2 separate regions of the Homo sapiens genome follow, and region 1 is linked to region 2. The links are chromatin contacts, found by Hi-C in ENCODE. All regions are on one chromosome and are shown on one strand. The core of a region is the stretch at or near the end of the contact, and the rest is flanking DNA. Distances in the headings are between cores, read along the strand shown. Region 1 holds the start of MS4A1 (membrane spanning 4-domains A1). Region 2 holds the start of MS4A6A (membrane spanning 4-domains A6A).

Region 1 (2,700 bases), core at 161-2,660, 270 kb after region 2:
CCCCACCATCCAGGACTCAAACCTCAGGTTTCACAATCATCCACAACTCAGACCCTAGGTAATTGTCCTCCCATCACCAATCACTCAAGCATTTCAGCAGATATGCATAGACCCTCAATTAGAATGTTAAATGGATGATGGATCTTCTGTTCCCACTCTCCTTCACTCTACAGCATCTCTGAGAGGTGACTGCATGACTTTACTTGAGTATTCTTGAAGAAGTAAATTCTCTATTGAAATGGTAGCCAGTTCCCCTAATGAACGGCTCCAACAATTTTTTTTTTTAGAGTGGCATCTTTTTAAATATCACACCACAATCAGCCTCCCCAGAACTACTTCTACCCAGTGGATCTAACCCTATGGTTCCAAACTATCTTAAATTTAAAAAGAGAGGCAGAAAGAGAAAGAGAGAAGAGATGAAAGAGAGAGACAGGAATGAACCTCGAATTAGGCAACAGAGCTGCCTGCCATATTTCATCCCTTTAGATTAAATAAACAAATAATTACCTAACTATAGCTCTGTGTCTCTAATAAAATGAAGCAATGAACAGGGAAATAAAAATGTAATTAAAAATCCCACATATGAACATAAAAGTTGAATATTGTAGGGGGAGAGAGAGGACATTATCTTTGGGCAAAACTTTGATTCACATCCCAAATATTTAGACTCTCCTGACACTACCAACTTCTTCCATTTCCCTACTTGATCTAGTACTGTGCTTGATGACCCTGCAGCTCCAGACTAGACTAAAAAGAGAGGGGACACAAGGGAACTTGACAGACAGAAGAAAAAGGTGGGTTCAGAGGTAAAAGTGCTATTTCAATTTATATTTCCAAATATGGAGGCTAATTCTTGCTTTGAGTGGCTGGGTACATGTACTATGGCACTAAAGTATAATTTTAGGCCATTTCTGCTAAATCTGACACAAGATATATACATGGTTCATAAGAAACTTAAGTGTGAGCCAATGAGGACAATATTTGGGGACCCCTAAGTATAGTGCTGCCAAGTGTACAGCCTCAGTGATTCTTGAATCTCTGCATGGATGCCTCCTGCCCACCTACTCAGCCCTAAAAGTGAAGCCAGAAGGTAAAAGTCAGTGCTAACGGCCCATCTTTGACCAACTTCTAGAATCTTTCTTGTCCTCAGGGACCTACCATCCACACCTGCTTATAGGGTGGGGGCTGCAGAAGTTCTTCTAATTAAGGTAGCATGAGCATGCCAGGCAGTCCCCTGGGGTCTTTTTCAAGAAGTGAAACCTGGTAAGGCAGAAACTTTTTTTGCACCTCCTTCAGCTATGGTAAGTGTTAAACCAAAGTAATTGGAGCGAAGCCCAAGGTAGCAGAAGCTACTGATTTCCTGTCACCTGATGTCTATCAGCGATTTCATCTTCAGGCCTGGACTACACCACTCACCCTCCCAGTGTGCTTGAGAAACAAACTGCACCCACTGAACTCCGCAGCTAGCATCCAAATCAGCCCTTGAGATTTGAGGCCTTGGAGACTCAGGTAAGGAATCAATTTGCTTTCTTTAAATGACTTAAAGGAGGTGATGGATAAGGTATAGAATGGTTTTGAAGACTGGAGGTTCTTGATCTTAATTCTAGAGTTTCCCTAGTCAGACTTCCTAATAGTTCTATGACTTAAGGAGGGGTGACGATATCAAGGCTTGCTGCCCACTCACTCCTCTAATCAGTCTCCCTCTCAACAATTACCCTATGCAGTCAACTGTGAATCATTCCACAAAAGTAGTAGATTGCAGCATATATATTAAATCATGGTTTCTAAACCATTGGGTTCAAACTGGAGCTCTACCACTAACAAACAATATAACCTTGGGCAAATTACTAAACCTCTAAAGCCTCAGCTTCCTCATCTATAAAATGGGGGCAATGGTACCCATTACATTAGGAAAATTGGAACTAAAATCCTGAATCCCTTAGGACTTCCCAATACCAAATGAGAAAATAATCAGTCATAGGCATAATGAAAAAAACTCCATTTGTCTTCCTGTAAATGCTTTTGTCTACATTAAATGTAAATATACCTAGAAGTATAGGTGGCTTTACAGGCTAACATTTTCTGGAGGGGATTTGTGGACACCAAGTTGAGCATGAAATCCTGCCTCAAATCTATCACATGGGAAACCAAGAGTAAGAGGGGGCGCTGCAGATGTGGGGGAGCTCTAATGAAGGAAAACAAGGATTAATTTTAATCATGCCATTACTGTTTTCTGAATCCAGTATATAAGTGATTCCCTTTCCCTGTTTCCCATAAAATGGCTTAATCTCACTGAGAATCCGGTGGAAAGAAATGTTTAATCCAGCATTGTGAGCATTTTTGTGTGTGTGTTTTGTTTGTTTGTTCATTTTTTAGTGGAGACAAGGTTTCTCCATGTTGGCCAGGCTGGTCTCGAGCTCCCGACCTCAGGGGATCCACCTGCCTCGGCTTCCCAAAGTGCTGGGATTACAGGTGTGAGCCACTGCACCTGGCCATTGTGAGCACTTGTTAAGCTTCCCTGAGGAAGTAGCTGAGTTTGATGTTCAGCTTAATGTAACTGAGCTCATAGTACATAGAAAACAGGTTCCCTATGCAAGTCTAGTAGGATACAGGATTCTCCGAAGAAAGTAGTTGATGTCTAGTAAGGAAAGCAAAGAGCTAGGAGCTCTGAAGAATTCCTTGCAATCAGGCAAGGAGAGC
Region 2 (2,820 bases), core at 22-2,521:
ACTCAGTCTTTGCCAATTAGTCTAGGCTTGGCCTGTCCATTAGAGAAAGAAACTGATAGTATGGAACAGTGAAAACCACACAATCTTGGTTTCATGAGGATTTTTCCATAATGTTTGACACAGTCCATTATAGATAATAAACACATCACAGGGTGGCAGCAACATGAATCTTGAGAGGTCTCAATGTCCAGAGGCAAATGGTCACACAAAATTTGCAATATGCAACAACCTCCCTTTCCTCTAGTCCTACTGACAACAACTGTATTGCCATATATTTGATGAATTTTCAGACTAATAAATGAACTCTGCTTACTTATTTCTTGTTTAATAATACTATTTATTAGCACTCAGATATGTTTATCATATTTTACCAGACACATTCTTAATTTTTACCCTGCAGTGCTTTTAATCCTTACAACAGCTCTGCATGTTAGTAAGTTAGTAAAAACATGTAATAAATAAGAAAATGCAAAATAAAGTTTAAGTTATGAATGCAAATAATATACCTATTGCATATATGTGTGGCCCAGAGTTAATGCTGAAGAAATATTTGCAGTTACCCTTATTGTTCACCCTGGTTCACACAGCCGGGAAGCTGTAAAACCAGTCTTGGATCTCAGCTTTCCTGGAGTCTGAAGCCTTTGCATAAATCTCTAGATCATTCTACCTCTTCCTAATTTCCCACCTGGCATTGCCAGCCTGTGTCTGAGTTTACTCAGGCTGGAGAAACAGCTGCATGCAGTGGTATGAGAACAAGTCTTGGACTCATAACACATAGGCTCGCGTCGTTGGTCCTCCCCACTTTTTAGCATAAAGACCAAGTAGGTTGTGGTATTTGTTGCTAAGCTCAGCTTGGATCCCTTTTCACGGCACCATTCTCAAAGCACAGACCGCCCAGTTTACAAATGGTCTAAACACATTTGAAGAGACAAGAGCTCTGCTCCCATTAATTACACAACCTTAGGTAAGTGACTCACTGAGTTTATGCAATTAGAATACAGCGGACACAGAGTTAAAAACAGATACTCCTTCCATTTGCCCACTCTATTTCCAAAAGGCCCTAGTGTCTCTTAACTGCTGTCAAGGAGTTTCAAGTTAAATTACTCCTCTAATGAGGTCACGGCAAGGGAATAGTGAGATGAGAAAAGTCTTCCAGCATTACCTACCTGTGCCCGTTGGTTCCAGCTGAGTCCTCAGAAGCTCCAAAGAGGTTTTAACTCTGGTTTCTCAGTCCCATCAACGGTTTCTACTTACCTTCATCTTCTGAAAGTCATCAGCCCTTCCTTATTCCAGTGTTTACAGCTATACAGGATGTGATACTCACAGATTGTAGATTTGTGAAATGTTCCTGCACTTCCTTTTCTGTAAACTTCTAGCAACTTCAGTAAAACCATGAAAAGAGCCAACTAATATTTGTGAGAGTTCAGGAGTCATGGAGCCTTATGTGTGAATTGCCACTTCGAGACATACAAGTTTCCTGTTGTTAGGCAAGTCTGTTCTTGAAGCTTCAGTTTTCTAATCTGTTAAATAGAGGAGCAATACCAACACTGGAGAATTGTCATAAAGATGAGCAAAAATATTTATAAAAAGCCTATGCTGCTTTGAAGCTTTCAATAACATGTAACTAATAACAGTAATAGTGCTAGTAATCATAATATAGAGAAAGAACAATATTCCACTGTCTATAACTAACCATAATAATAATAATAGCAATAATGACTACACTGCTTTAAAGGAACATTCATTAATATATAGCTAATAGTAATATAGAACATAAAAAAACTTTTAAAAAATTGTTTTTTATATATATAGTTTGTTTGTTTGTTTTGTTTTATCTTGCTTTTCTAATTCCCCAAGTCTTGGCAGGCTGAAAGCAACCTTTCAATACTGATTGCCCAACTGCTGCCTACCCTCAAGTCATCTTCCTCCTCTGGCTGCTCTTTTTCTCTAACAACAGATCTTTGCCCTCCAGAAAGGTTGGGCCCCTCCAGGGAAGCATTGAAATATTGAAACAGAGAAGGAACAAATGGGAAAGATTCAGCAGGACCTAAATGAATTCAGTAAACTCATATGCAGGCTGGTTTTGTGAGGACAGAGGCACTGTGCCCCTTCAAAACCTTGGGTGGCATTCTTTGGAAGCTGACTTCAATGTATCAGGCAAGGAAACCAGAGCCAGTCAGGGCAATGGCAAAGCCCCACCCTGCAAGCTTCCTTCCTCCTTTCCTTGGGGGAGCTTCCAGAATGAACCCAGAAACACAACCTGAACCATCACCGTCACCACAGAGGGCCATGGATTCTGCACTTAATTCCACACATTAACTCTCCTGTTGAAGAAAGGAGTTAAGAAGCACCATTTAGAAGGCTGGATTAGTTCTCAGCGTCTGAATGACACAGACATTATGAAATGTAATTGGCTTGTCTTAAGTTCTAACAATAAATCTGAGAGGAGGAATGGACTCACACAGAAAGCCTGGGGAGAGGGGCAGAATCACCTCCAACCTTGCTCACCCAAGCTCCTGGCGCCCCTTCCTCTTTCGCAGAGTGCCGTCTGTGTTTCCAGTGGGTGCCCTGCATCTTTGTCACCCTCACAGCATCTGTGAAACAGTGGAATGCAGCTCTCCTCCTGAGCTTTGATTAAAAAGGAGCCCAGTCTCTTTGGTCTCTTCAGGAGCAATCACACCCCCTTTCCCTTCAGGGGAATGTGCTAATAAACCAGTTAAAGTTGCCTACCTAAGCAAAGGCTCCCTCTCCAGTCAGTTTTCCTCTCTGTGCTATTTAATTTAAAATCATTTCTGAGTTTTAAGGATTATGTGAGACAAC

The links. Hi-C counts contacts between places; a loop is a spot of excess contacts on that map. Pooled maps may share reads with other maps.
Region 1: a loop to region 2 is called in a map with no recorded cell type, with 4 times the contacts of the local background. The contact joins the promoter of MS4A1 here to the promoter of MS4A6A in region 2. A Hi-C loop is called at or near these places in 8 of 37 single-sample maps with no recorded cell type and 4 of 50 pooled maps.

The regions. Positions count from the first base shown.
Region 1 is chr11:60,454,437-60,457,136 of GRCh38, forward strand. It overlaps MS4A1 (membrane spanning 4-domains A1), which reads left to right and starts at 1,411. Exons shown (of 8, transcript NM_152866.3): 1 at 1,411-1,509.
Region 2 is chr11:60,181,812-60,184,631 of GRCh38, forward strand. It overlaps MS4A6A (membrane spanning 4-domains A6A), which reads right to left and starts at 1,272. Exons shown (of 6, transcript NM_022349.4): 1 at 1,167-1,272.